Regions from separate parts of the Mus musculus genome. Here regions 2 and 3 are each linked to region 1. The links are chromatin contacts, found by Hi-C or POLR2A ChIA-PET in ENCODE. All regions are on one chromosome and are shown on one strand. Each heading gives the region's core, a stretch centred on a gene start or an enhancer-like site at or near the end of the contact. The rest is flanking DNA. Distances are from core to core; before and after follow the strand shown. Region 1 overlaps St3gal2 (ST3 beta-galactoside alpha-2,3-sialyltransferase 2). Region 2 holds the start of Sf3b3 (splicing factor 3b, subunit 3). Region 3 holds the start of Exosc6 (exosome component 6).

Region 1 (4,419 bases), core at 1,333-3,832:
TACAGCTCTGGGCTGTGGGGTTTTTTTTCTCTGGTAACTGTCTTTGAGATGGCAGTTCTATCACAGCTGGCAACCCTGACAATTCATTTCACTGAGGGTTTGTTGTTGTTCTTTTTTAAGATTTATGTATGTATTGTATGTATATGAGTACTCAGTCTTAATGCAACCCAGAAGAGGGCATCAGATCCCATTACTGATGGTTGTGAGCCACCATGTGGTTGCTGGGAATTGAACTCAGGACCTCTGGAAGAGCAGCCAGTGTTCTTAACCACTGAGCCATCTCTCCATCCCTGGTTGCCTTTTCTATTTATTGCTGTTTGTTTGTTTTATTTCTGAGACAAGCTCTTGATAAGCTGCTGAAACTGGCCTTAAATTTTCTCTGCAGCTGAAGCAGGCCTTGAACTTGTGATCCTCATGTCTCAGCTCCCCTACTGACTGGGATCACAGGTCTGTGTCACAAGGCCTGGTTTACCAAAAGTTTGTCAGGTTTTGTTGGCTTACATTTAAAAAAAAAAGCATTTATGTGAATGTGACTGAGTGTATATATGTGCACTGTATGTGTGCAAGAGCCCAAGGAGGTTGGAAGAGGACATCGGATTCTCAGGAACTGGGGTTATACAGGTGTTTGTGAGCTTCCATGTGGGTGCTGAGAACTAAATCTGATTCCTCTGCAAGAGCAGCAAATGCTGGTAACCACTGAACCATCTCCCCAGCTTTATTTGATTTGTTTTGTTTTTGTTTTTTTTTCTTCGAGACAGGGTTTCTCTGTATAGCCCTGGCTGTCCTGGAACTCACTTTGTAGACCAGGCTGGCCTTGAACTCAGAGATCCACCTGCCTCTGCCTCCCAAGTGCTGGGATTAAAGTAAAAAAAAATTTTTTTTAAAGTAGTAAGAAGGCCAAAAGTGGTTTAGCAATGGCTTACTCCTTATGCCTTGCTCAGTCTACTTTCTTATAGAAGCCAGAGCCACCGGCCTAGGGGTGGCTCCACCTACAATGGACTGGACCCTCCTATCAGTCACTAATTAAGAAAATGCCTCACAGCTAGATCTTATGGAGGCATCTTCTTAATTGAGGTTCTCCCCTCTCAGATGCCGCTAGCTTGCGTCAGGTTGACATAAAAAGTAGGCACACACACACACACACACACACACACACACACACACACACACACGGCGAGTTTGAGATCAGCTATTCCAAATGCTGAGTTTCCCAACAGAGAGCTTAGGGGAGAAAGGGTGAAACTGCAAGTTCCTAGGCTTGACTAGAGGATCCCAATTTTATCCCGAAAGCCACTGAAGGTTTTTATCATGGCCCTGCAGTGGCGAACATGCAACGGGAATAGGTCAGTCTAGAAATTGTGAGGGTGTCACTATTTGGTCATCAGGAGCAAATGTGTTGCCATCTGAAAGGTTTTTTTTCCTGTTTTCTTGCAGCACCTATGCCCCAGTGAAGTCCTTCCTTCGAGTGGACAAAGAGAAGGTAAGTTCTCTACCCCCTGTCTTTTGACTCTCACCACCATGGAAATTATGCTGGCTTATTCAAGCGATGCCAAGAGAGTGAGTGAGTTTTAGGATGGCCAGAGCTACCCAAGAGAAATCCTGTCCTGGGGGTGCAGGGGGAGGGGGCAGGTGTGGGATCTGCATCTGCTGGTATGCCTGACCCCTACAATGAACACAAGAACCTAGGAATACCCATGTGCTGCATTCCCGAGGAACTGCTAGAAGCTGTTCAGAGCCTGGCCCAAATCTCCAGACCTCCAAGCCCTTCATGTACCTTTCTCTCCTTGCAGGTCCAGATTTACAACCCAGCCTTCTTCAAGTACATTCACGACAGGTGGACCGAGCACCACGGGCGCTACCCTTCCACAGGAATGCTGGTGCTCTTCTTTGCACTACATGTGTGTGATGAGGTAGGCAGTCGGTGTTGTCTAGAGCAGAATTAGGAGAACCATAAACAGAGGAAACAGCCCTTTCCCCATCTTAGCTGTGGTTCCCGGGAAGTAGTTTTTGTAAACAGAAACCATGTTTTTTCATATCTGTTATTCCTATAAACAATATTTTTGCATTTCCCATCGTCATTACCTTTTAAGATTTACTAACAAAACTACTTCATTTAAAAGGCACATTTTTAGCAGGGTCATGGTGGCACCTGTAATCAGATACGGAGAGTTTGAGACAGGAGCAGCGTTTGAGGCCAACCTGGGCTACATAAGACCCAGTCGTGAAAAAGCGAAACACAAATGAGAAAGAGACAGAAGTCCCCTCTGAGTCAGTGCCCTTATGTCAGGCCTGGGTGTCCCCAACCACGCCCCCGACTCCCAGTGACCCCTGTGCCACCCTCCTCACAGGTGAACGTGTATGGGTTCGGGGCCGACAGTCGAGGCAACTGGCACCACTACTGGGAGAACAACCGGTACGCGGGCGAGTTCCGGAAGACAGGCGTGCATGACGCCGACTTCGAAGCCCACATCATCGACATGCTGGCCAAGGCCAGCAAGATCGAGGTCTACCGAGGGAACTGAGCGGCCCTGAGCGCCTTCAGAACCAGTCACTTCTGGGTCCGGCAAGCGCCGGTTGCAGCCCACCAATCAGACTGCGCCGTCCCCAGCAACCAATCAGTGCTGCAGTTGGGAGGAGCTTCTTTCTTAGCCAATCACGCAACTCAAGGAGAATTTCCGGCGCCGCCGTCTCCACCAATCATGGCCTTGGGAGGCGGCGGGCCTCGACCCCCTCCCCTAAACCTGCTTTGGATAAGAATTTTGATGCTTTTTAAGAGGCGGGTCTGGGGCTGGGCAGGAGCGCCTTGAACTGCTCATTTCCAGCTTAGGCCGGGTGGGTGAGTGAAGCCATCCAAAGAAATGTGGTTCCGGTGAGACACTCTCCAGGGCTTTCCGTGGCGCACCAGGTAGTAGGGGGTTGAATTCACCCCCTGTTGGGTTGATCTCCCTAGGGCCTCACTAGTGTCAGGAACGGGTAGGAAGCTTCACCGGGTCACATGCAAGGTGCTTCTCTCACATGTGCCCTCACTCCTGTCTCCTACCACCTTCTCAGCGTCTGTCCTTAGGTCCTGGGCCTCCTCTCCAGCTCACCTGTTGATTCGGAGACAAAGTGAGACCACCCTGACTCGGCTGCTTTTGCTCTCCCACACGTGACCCGTGTCTTTAGCCCTAAGGCGCGAGAGAGCAACACGGTTGGACAGTTGGCTGGAAAGGAGATCCCTGAGCATGTACCGTTTTCTTTCATTGTCACCCCAAAGAGGAGCAGGCAGCCTCTTGCTTGGGGGTAGGATTTGCTTTGGACTCATGCTTTAGTTACCCTCAAGCTGCCAGGGATGGCGATCCAACCAAGATTGCTTGACAATTGTTTGCGGGGCCTCGCGCAGATGGCTCGGAGCTTTGCTGGGGAGGAGCGGATTGGTGGCTGCCCTGCATGCCTCCTCCTGTCCGCACCTTTACCCTGCTTACTCGCCTGTTCTAACCTACTCTCCAGCTCCAGAAGGGCCGCTCAGTCAAGAATCAGGGGTTACAACTGGAAGCTACTTGCATGACTTGGTCACAGTTGAGGTTCACTGGGAGAAAGGGCTTCAGTGAATGTCTCAGGCCGCAGAAAACACGTCCCTGCTGCAGCGTCCACATAAATATTTCCCATTCTTAATGAGTTCACATTACCAAGCAGCCTGGTTGGGGGACAGTCACACATAAGGGAGAGTGTTAAGAGGTTTGGGATGAGGCAACAACCCTAAAAACTAATACATGGAGAACTTTGCTCGAGTCTGTTCCTTCCCAGTTTCAAAAGCACGGGTGGAGGAAAAAAAAAAAGGGAGGGGCGTATAGCAGAACCTCTCAGGGCTCGAACCATCGCACATAGTCACCGTTCCAGTTTTTGCCTGTCTCATCTCTGCTCTCAAGCTGCTGTGATGAGAAACGGGAAAGCAATGCAATTATGCCAAACAGTATTGAGAAGAGTAATTTATTTTTCTTCCCTTTGTTTTGTTTAAATCATGAATCCCCATTCTAGAAAAGGTAGGTCCCAGAATCTACATCTTTTTCTTCTAGAGTTATTTAAACATTCAACTTTCCCTTCCGTTTCTTTCCCTGAATTAAAAAGAACAAAGCCCATAGAGTCACTCATCTGTTCTGAACTGCACCATCCTAGGTGTCTAAGGAGGTAAGGGTGTTTGGGAGAACAACACAACTCTGATACCCTCTTACGGCTGAGGAGTCTAGTTCATGGGCTCTGTTCACTGAAGTCCCCCCTAAGGACTCTGAGTATTATGGTTTAAAAAAAAAAATCAACTTATTATGTCAGGCATGGTGGCATGTGCCCTTAATCCTAGCAGTTGAGAGGCTGAGGGGCAGGAAAAGAAGTTAAAGGCTAGCCTCAGCTACATGGTAACTTTCAAACTAACCTGGGCTACAT
Region 2 (4,419 bases), core at 1,286-3,785, 120 kb before region 1:
TACAAAGCTCACGTCTCACACAATTTGGGAAGATACGCCCCTGAAACTGAGTGACAGATAATACACGAGAATTTAACACAAACCCCACACACACCAACATTTGTTTTCTTGTAAATGGGAAACATTTTGACAAAAGACAAGCAAAATATATAGTAACTCACTTCCATCCACAAAAACACTACCTGTAGCACTTACCAGAGAAGTTGCCATGGATGGCAAAGCTGATGCCAGTGGCCCGCTGTAAGGTCAGGTTGTACAGAAACATGGTGACAAGCAAAGCTGTGACCCTCAGTCAACTCTTGGTTACAGCAACGGTTTCAAGGCAAAGCAGACTACGGACACAAAAACAGAATTGTTGTTTTTAAAAGAAGCCCTGTCTGGGAACTTCTTGTTGAAATCAGAACAGGCAGAGCTAAGAGTGCTTTCTCGACGTGCCTCCTAAGCTCGCAGAGGCCCGGGCTGCAGTCTCAAGAGGGGAAAAATACACCACCACTTATATGGTGGGCACCGTTCTAGGATACTACATCTTTTGCTTTTCATTTCACATGAATTCTATGAAAGCCTGCACATTGGCATGAACACTCAATAGGCCGAGGCAGGAGGATATCTGCAAGTGTAAGATAAGTATAAGCTGCAGTGAATTCCAGAATGGACAATTCAGAAATAGCTATCCTGGAACTCAGAGATCCTCCTGCCTCTGCCTCCAGGCACTGGGATTAAAGGTGTGTGCCACTACACCTAGCAACACCCATTTTAGGTATTAAAAAAAAAAAAAAAAAAAAAAAAAAAAAAAGACAGGAATCATGGCTCTCTTCTGTAATCCTAGCACTCGAGAGGCAGAGGAAAGAGAATCACTCTGTTCAGTGCCAGCCTGAGTCACACACTCAGTTCCAGCCTATGATACAAAGAGAGGCCCGGTCTCAAACAAAACCAAACTTCTTATGGTCAAGGGAACCCTAAGCTCAAAAATCCTATCAGTTGGACAACATAGAGCAAGTGGTTAAATGCCAGAACCTACAACTTGCTCAATTAACAAACGTGCCTTTTGTGATTTTTTTTTTTTTTTTTTTGCCAGACAAATGAGAACCTACAGTTAGCTGTAGTTCAAGGGTCTACACATCCACATTATTCAAGGCTCTAAAAACCTCAGATTCATTTCCCAGAGACCCCATTCTCTCTCTGGGTTATAAATCTTACCAAACTTACATCTTTCCATATGCTTATATATGTGCATGTTCAAGAACATATATTTATTGCATATTTTATGTGCTGTCTTTAACCAAAGGATGAATTTTTTTGAGAAACCAACAAGACAGCTTTCTGCTACAGATACCGAGAATCTTACTCAATGCCTACACTATAATTCAGTTAGCGAAACTGTTAACGCTACATATAAGCAAATGAAGTTATACCTCTAAGATTTAGTCCTAAAATACCTAATAAACTAATATCTCTAAGGCTTATCCCTAAAGGTTGAACTGGCACTGGCAGCTTGAGGGTAGAGGACCTCACAATTTACAAGGCTGTCACGGATGAGTTCCGGCTGCACCATAAGCAGCGAACGTGATGTTATGACTTTGGACATTTGCTTTAACAGGGGGGAAGATGGTACCTTGCCTCGTAAGGCTCTGTATGCAGAATTTCGTGTTTGAGGCTACGAGAAGGAAACCTATGGCCTTGGGCAAGTGCTCTCTACCATTAGGTTTGGAGGATTAAAATGAGCACCTACTCACTCAACACCAAAACAAACGGATCTCCTGGCTTACTGAAGAGGTGCTTCCTGGAGGAATATCCGGTATCAGGTAACCGTAACAGCCAAACCGTGGAAAGCTTCCTCCCCCGCCTCTGCCTATAATCTCCGGTTCCACCATCACCTCCTTTTTATCTTGCACAGTCTTCAAATGGGTACTATTAGCCTTCGGGTTTTTTTTTTCTTTCTTTTACAGTAAACAGAGGTTCAGAGGAGAAACAACATTTTGCCTAACTACCAAATGCACAAGTTCAAACCAGATCCCCGGCTCCCGGGCGGTTTCTGATAGTTGCACATTTTGAACAAACAGAATTTTTACCCCTTGCTGATTGAATAGTCTTTCAATCTCGAGTCTTCCTATGCAGCCTCGGTGGGACTCCCACTTCCTCAACCTCCCCCGCGTGGTGGAAATACACGAGTGTGCCACCACGTTAAACTCGCAAGCCTTAAAGGACTCGTTCCCACTCTGAAGACACAAGTGGGCGAAGAGTCCACGAGGCCATTTGCCCACGGCAAGCATTTCCCTAACCTCACGCCTACCGAACCTCTCGGGCCTAAAACTGCCCCTGCGGCTCCGGCCGAGGTGCCGGGCAGCTCTCTCCTATGAGCGCTCTCCACTTCCTCCGCGACAGAGAAGCTGGGAGGCCACTTCTTTACCCTGCTGCAAGAAGGATGGCTTCGGTACCCGACGGATGCTGAATCGCTTCAAGGCCTAAGCCACCGCCACTGCCGATCCGCCGGCGTCCGCCATTAGCCTTCAAGACGGGCCTTCGGGTGCCGCGCGACGGGAAAAAGGTATCTAGCCCCCGCCTGATAAATAGATGTAAATTTGGGATGTTTTCATCTTGCACCTGAAGACTAATGAGTTATCTAAAATTTATACGTTACGGTAAGTTTTCTGTAAAATAGAAGGTTAGTTTTAAAAATAGACTTCCAATGGTTTTGATCGGGCATATCTGTGGGCAGCCCCAAAGGTCACCGCGCCAACGCAGAGGGGACCTCGCAAGCCCGGAAGCGCCCACCGGGAGCCAAGATGGCGGAGGTGGAGTCTCCGCTGAAATTGTCAGGAGCTCCTCCGCCACCGGAGGGGGTGGGAGGAGGACACTGCTCCGAAATCTCCACCGAGCTCATTCGCTCTCTGACAGAGCTGCAGGAGCTGGAAGCTGTGTACGAACGACTCTGTGGCGAGGAGGTGGGGAGCTGAACCTCCTTTTTCCTGGAGGATCCGGTGGCAGAGGGCATCACGGGTGTCGATCGCTTTACCAGGGAAAACGAGAAAGCAGCTTCCCAAGAGGCTTTAATGTAGTTGGGCATTTGGGTACACCTGTCAGTTCTACTCAAGCTTATTTGACCTGTTACCTGGACTACTTCCTTGGTCTGCCTCCGTATTGATTTCCCTGACGAGTAAAACTGGAAGTGGTGTGTGTGTGTGCGCGTACATGTATGTATTACATGCACACATACATATGTGTATACCGAATTGGCTTGACTTCAGAATAAGAATTGCTTTGGCTTGGGAAGTGAAAAGTTACGAAAGTTTCTTCTCGACTCATTTAAAGGAGAAGTTCCTTTCTATTTAGCTTGAAGGTCTAAGACTTTTTCTCTTGGAAGAAATGATTATGTGTGTATTTTTAGCATTTCAGTTAAGTGTAGGCATTTGGATGTTTTCTTATTTTGAGACGGCCTCGGTGTTGCCCATATTGTCTTCAAATTGGCTACCTTCCTAGAGCAACCTCTCAAGCTACTGGCATTATAGGCGAGCTCACAACTCCCTAGAAGTTTGAAATCTCCCTGTTAGGACTTTGAAGTTTTAAGACTAAGGCGCAGCTGTCTGGTCTCGGACAAGTGATTTCATCTCTTGTACCTCGGATGTGTGGTCAATCAAGTAACAGGTGTGGAAAGGATTCGGCTTCCTTTCTATTAATAGCATGCTATATCTCTTTATATACGTTTGTTTCTTTTCCATGGCAGTCTGGTGCTGTCAGTTCGTGGATGGATTCCTTGCAAGTCAGAAGATGTAACCTCTCACCTAAAAACCTTGGCAGCTGTTTTTCCCAGGGAACTTTTTTTTTTTTTCTTTTTAGATAGGCTCTAACTATCTAGCCCTACCTGGCCTGCAACTCACTATGTAGACCAGGCTTGCAGTGAACTCAGTAATCTGCCTGCCGCTGTCACTCAAGTGCTGGGATTAATGTCATGCAGCTCTCAAAGCGCTCTGAATAGAGGAAAAGAGAGTTGTTACTACCTTTGAATGTTTTCAAGTACTGCCTTGCATCTGCTCCAGCAGTTCCCACACAAGTAGTGGTTTAAAGTTGAGTGCTCTTGACTTAACATTCCTAAGTCTATATTCTTTGAAGCAATTAATACATTGGGGAAATTTTTGCGGTCTTATAAAATGTAGTAGCGTTGGCTTTGTGTTTGTTTTTAATGACTGCAAATTTTCCTCTGCATCCGTCTTAAGACTGCCTTTATTAAACTATTTAGCTAAGACTGTGGAACTGTTTTCTGCACACTGTGTTATGTGCCTTTATTATCCTGTTTTATTTGCACAGAAATCCTATAAGGTACATATTGAAATCCGATGAGGTACATATTGCTCTCCTTACTTCATAGGAAAAAAAAACCAGAAATTGAGCTAAATATGCTGTATACCTGTAATCCCAGCATGC
Region 3 (4,419 bases), core at 935-3,434, 86 kb after region 1:
AGCAACCCCAACCAGCCGCTGGTCATCCTGGAGATGGAGAGTGGAGCATCGGCCAAGGCAAGCCGCGAGGGCCGGGCTGCCCTCTAAATCTGGGCTGTGTGGTCACTTAAGGCCCACTGCTCAGTTCTAGAGTTAGGCTGAGCCCTGGAGAGATCCGGTGGCCAGAGAAGGAGGAGCTTCCTGGGGGTAGGAGGCCGACCTCAGCCAGGGTGTGGGCAGGGTCCTGCCACTGGTGGGCTCCTGGGAACAGCATCTGCTGGAAATGGGATGGTTCTCTGAGGGCTGAGTTCTCAGCTTCCCTTGTAGAAAGCAGGGCTCCCTTGCCAGTGACCTAACCTGAGGTTCTCCCCACAGGCCCTGAATGAAGCGTTGAAGCTTTTCAAGACGCATTCTCCTCAGACATCTGCCATGCTGTTCACGGTGGACAATGAGGCTGGCAAGATCACGTGCTTGTGCCAGGTTCCCCAGGTCAGAACTTCCCACAGTCCCAGTCTAAAAGCCTGCAAACCCGTATGCCAGTGGGAAACCCTGCCTGTGGCTCCTCAAGGAGGGCTTCTTCACAGCATTTGCCAAGACTGTTTGTGTGCACGCAGTCCTCACTAGAAACTGTTGATCTGTCTATCATTTGTCGCCTCCTGCGGCACCTTTACCCCTCGGGCTTTCTTTTGGTGAAAGACTTCACTCCTGGCTAATGCCTGGCTTTGCTCTCTGTCCTCACTTTGGCAGTAGCCATAGCTGCTCTCCTGTGCCAGCTATAGTGTTAGTCTGTGGTAGCATCACACATGATACAAATGGATGTTGGGGGCGCCTGCCATTCCCCCCTCAATCCCATTCTGACTACCATTTTCCCCTCCTATCTCCTAGAATGCAGCCAACCGGGGACTGAAAGCCAGCGAGTGGGTCCAGCAGGTTTCAGGCCTGATGGATGGTAAAGGCGGTGGCAAGGACATGTCCGCCCAGGCCACAGGCAAGAACGTGGGCTGCCTTCAGGAAGCACTGCAGCTGGCTACCTCCTTTGCCCAGCTCCGTCTGGGAGATGTGAAGAACTGATGGGAGGGAAGCCCTCTCGGGAAAGCAACTCGCCATCAACCAGACATGTCCGAAGGCGGGAATTCAGCCAGGAGCTCTCCTCCCGCCACGAAGACATTGGAGTCATGGGACCTCTCAGCAGCCCTGTCCGTCCTGATCCAGCGGTAATGGGAACACGCCTGGAGCTGTCCTGTGATTCATTGCCCCCCTCCATTACTGCTCTGAGCCCATTCATGTCAGCACCATCTGTCTAAAATCACTACCCAGGAATGCTTTTTAACGTCATGATCACATCTAGATGAGGTCACTCTGCCAGCCTGAGGCTTTAGGTCTGCAGAGGAAGGAAGCCTTTTCTCTGCAGAAAATAAAAAGGACCATGTGCAATACTTGGTGATGTCATGCGCTCTGCTTCTTGTCCTGAGGTGAGCCCTGGCTCCTGTATATCTGTTACGGTTCCAGCCTGTTTCTGGTTGATGGTATCACCGAATAGACTCCCAGACTCCTGAAAGTTCAGGAAATTCAATAGAAGGGTGGAGGAAAATAATTCTGAGTTGCTTCCAGTGGAGAACCACTGTTCTTAGTCTCTTAGGACAACCTCCACCATGCCTGTCCACATGCCTGTTTGAGGCTGCTGATATGAGGTCAGACAACTGATATAGGCAGTATGAACATGTAGGTGTGTCCTACTAACTGCCCCACCCCTACTGCTTTAACCTAAAGTAGGTTCAAGACCCTGGCCCAGCCCTAAAATGCAATTTGTATGAATCTACAAACAGCAGGGTCTGGAAGCAGAGATACTGTCTGCTTATGACAGTTCCTCAGAGTGTTAGAAATATCTAGTTGTACAAAGAGAGATACCGTCCATTTATTAAACAAGTGTTGAAGCAGCCAGAGGACTAATTGCACGAGTAAACAAAAACCTCTCACCTTGGGCAAGCTTATGTGAAACAGTCTGAATGCAAACTTCTAGGAATAACAACAGATCCGTTCCTTAGGACTAGCTAAAGTACCAGCATAGGAGTCCAGCTATACCTCGCCGTTCTTCCTCCACTCCGCTAGGTGGCAGCGCGCACACCTACCGCTCTCCCGATAGGCTCTGCGCGGGCGCGCATCTTTAAGCGAGCGGAAGAGCCGGGTGCGCAAGGGCAGCCCAGCAGGCGGAAGTAGCTCGCACGCCGGTAGCCGCCATGCCGGGAGACCATCGCCGCATCCGCGGGCCGGAGGAGTCTCAGCCGCCGCAGCTGTACGCGGCCGAAGACGACGAGACGCCCGCTGCTCGCGACCCGACGCGGCTCCGCCCGGTGTACGCGCGCGCCGGGCTGCTGAGCCAGGCCAAGGGCTCCGCCTACCTGGAGGCGGGCGGGACCAAGGTGCTGTGCGCCGTGTCCGGTCCGCGGCAGGCCGAGGGCGGCGAGCGCGGCAGCGGCCCTGCGGGAGCGGGCGGGGAAGCTCCCGCTGCCCTCCGGGGTCGCCTGCTCTGCGATTTCCGCCGCGCTCCCTTCTCCGGTCGCCGGCGTCGCGCGCCCCAGGGCGGCGGCGGGGAGGATCGCGAGCTGGGACTGGCGCTACAGGAGGCTCTGGAGCCCGCCGTGCGCCTGGGGCGCTACCCGCGTGCTCAGCTCGAGGTGTCGGCGCTGCTGCTGGAGGACGGCGGCTGTGCGCTGGCCGCGGCGCTCACCGCGGCCGCGCTCGCCCTGGCCGACGCGGGAGTGGAGATGTACGATCTGGTGGTGGGCTGCGGCCTGAGCCTCACCCCGGGACCCTCCCCGACCTGGCTGCTGGACCCCACGCGGCTGGAGGAGGAGCACTCCGCGGCCGGTCTCACGGTGGCCCTCATGCCTGTGCTCAATCAGGTGGCCGGGTTACTGGGCAGTGGGGAAGGCGGGCAGACTGAGAGTTGGACCGATGCTGTGCGCCTGGGCCTGGAGGGCTGCCAGCGCCTCTACCCAGTGCTGCAGCAGTGTTTGGTGCGGGCTGCCCGCCGGAGGGGTGCCGCCGCCCCACCCTGATTGGAAAAAACCGGAGCGACGAGGATTCGAGGACTGCTATCGCCCTTCTCTCCCTAAAGGACCAAGCGCTGATGGTCGCCTGACTCCGCAGAGCTGAGAAACGAAGAGTGGGGCAGTTGGGCGCACAGAACCAAAGCACTGGACAGCTCTGTTGGAAAGGTTTAAAAGGCCGTTGGAAACACGATCCAGTTGGAGAGATTTGAAAGCAGCCATACTCCCAAGTTGGAAAGGACTTGGGCTGGATTTACCTAGTAAATGAGATAAGGGGCTATGGTCTTGTAGGAGATGGACCCAGTGCAGGCCAGCCATTGGCTCCAATACATAATAAACTGATTCTTTTGAGAGGATGGACCAGGGGACTTTGCCTTCTCACTACTCAGAGTAAAACATAAAAACTATTTTATGACTGGAAATACATCTGTTGTGTTTTTTCTTGATACTAGAGTTAGAAACAATGCTGTTCTGAACTGGGTGTGTGTTGAGTCTGTGTTTTCAAGGGCTCCGAGTCATTACTGCCTTAAGTGTTCATATTAGCCCACTGTAACTAAGAAGGGGTGATGTGCTTTGTAGGAGAAACCTCGTGCCCTGGAGCATTGTCTGGGGCAGCTGCTGAGGTGATAAGTCTGAGGAGACTCCAGGACAGCCAGGGCTACACACAGAAACCCCTGTTTTTTGGGGGTGGGGGGAGGGAACTGGAGAGAGTTAAAAGAAGTTCTGGTGCCCCCCTATCCTTTCCTTTAGGACAAAATCATGTCTAGGAGTTGGGTAACTGAAGGATTATGCTCTGGAAGGACGCCCAGTCCCATCCTGGTGTCCTGTCCAGGCTTGGCTCCTGGCACTAAGGCTCAGTGCAGCAATGGACTACTCAAATGGGGACCACCTAAATACTGTGGCATCGCTTACAGCCTGGCTATTCCATAAGGCAGAGCGGGCCTGACCAGGATTATAGGGGCTTTTCTTCACTTAGGGTTGAATTGGAGGAAGCTGTGTGGCACTTATTAAGTAAGGGGTTACTTAATAAGTGTCAAGAAAAAAGTATACATTTTGGCTGGGTGGTGGTGGTACACGCCTTTAATCCCAGCACAAGAGGTTGGTTAGGTTAGCACACACAACCTTACAGCTTGGTGTCACTGTAGGGATGCAAGTGTGTTTCACTACTGTGGCTGCAGAAAAATTGACACACTACCAAGTTTAGTGGTGCGTGGGCAAGGAAGCAACCTTCATTTTGTGAGAGCCAACAGTGTTCACTGGGTTCAGGGCCCTGTCAGGTGCCTCCTGCAAGACCACCACAGTTGAATGAAAATAAAGAGATACTATACTGCTAATCTATGGGGCTTCCCTACCCTGCCCTCAGCAGGACTCATGGAAAAGACCTCAGGAG

What was found. Hi-C counts contacts between places; a loop is a spot of excess contacts on that map. ChIA-PET counts read pairs that join two places held with the same protein, here RNA polymerase II (POLR2A).
Region 2: POLR2A ChIA-PET joins it to region 1 with 27 read pairs in embryonic stem cell. The contact joins the promoter of Sf3b3 here to the enhancer-like site in region 1. A Hi-C loop is called at or near these places in 7 of 37 maps with a recorded cell type or tissue (T-helper 1 cell, T-helper 17 cell, left cerebral cortex and 1 more). POLR2A ChIA-PET finds 5 or more read pairs at or near these places in 3 of 5 experiments (all embryonic stem cell).
Region 3: POLR2A ChIA-PET joins it to region 1 with 16 read pairs in embryonic stem cell. The contact joins the promoter of Exosc6 here to the enhancer-like site in region 1. A Hi-C loop is called at or near these places in 6 of 37 maps with a recorded cell type or tissue (T-helper 1 cell, T-helper 17 cell, left cerebral cortex and 3 more). POLR2A ChIA-PET finds 5 or more read pairs at or near these places in 4 of 5 experiments (Patski and embryonic stem cell).

The regions. Positions count from the first base shown.
Region 1 is chr8:110,967,754-110,972,172 of GRCm38, forward strand. St3gal2 (ST3 beta-galactoside alpha-2,3-sialyltransferase 2) reads left to right here. Exons shown (of 7, transcript NM_009179.3): 5 at 1,435-1,480; 6 at 1,791-1,910; 7 at 2,349-4,419. The coding sequence ends at 2,522. Among named protein-coding and RNA genes, the nearest start is that of Gm51551, 20 kb to the right of the region's middle. Within about 2 kb of position 2,583, at least 1 of the 3 ENCODE cell types and tissues checked has a DNase peak (open chromatin) inside an H3K27ac peak, as active enhancers do.
Region 2 is chr8:110,844,268-110,848,686 of GRCm38, forward strand. It overlaps Sf3b3 (splicing factor 3b, subunit 3), which reads right to left and starts at 2,536. Exons shown (of 26, transcript NM_133953.2): 1 at 2,408-2,536; 2 at 196-332. The coding sequence starts at 265. Cog4 (component of oligomeric golgi complex 4) reads left to right here and starts at 2,757. Exons shown (of 19, transcript NM_133973.2): 1 at 2,757-2,942. The coding sequence starts at 2,784.
Region 3 is chr8:111,054,155-111,058,573 of GRCm38, forward strand. Exosc6 (exosome component 6) reads left to right here and starts at 2,185. Exons shown (of 1, transcript NM_028274.4): 1 at 2,185-3,510. The coding sequence starts at 2,217. The coding sequence ends at 3,038. Aars (alanyl-tRNA synthetase) reads left to right here. Exons shown (of 21, transcript NM_146217.4): 19 at 1-57; 20 at 355-468; 21 at 865-1,415. The coding sequence ends at 1,050. It also overlaps a transcript of Gm38523 not described here.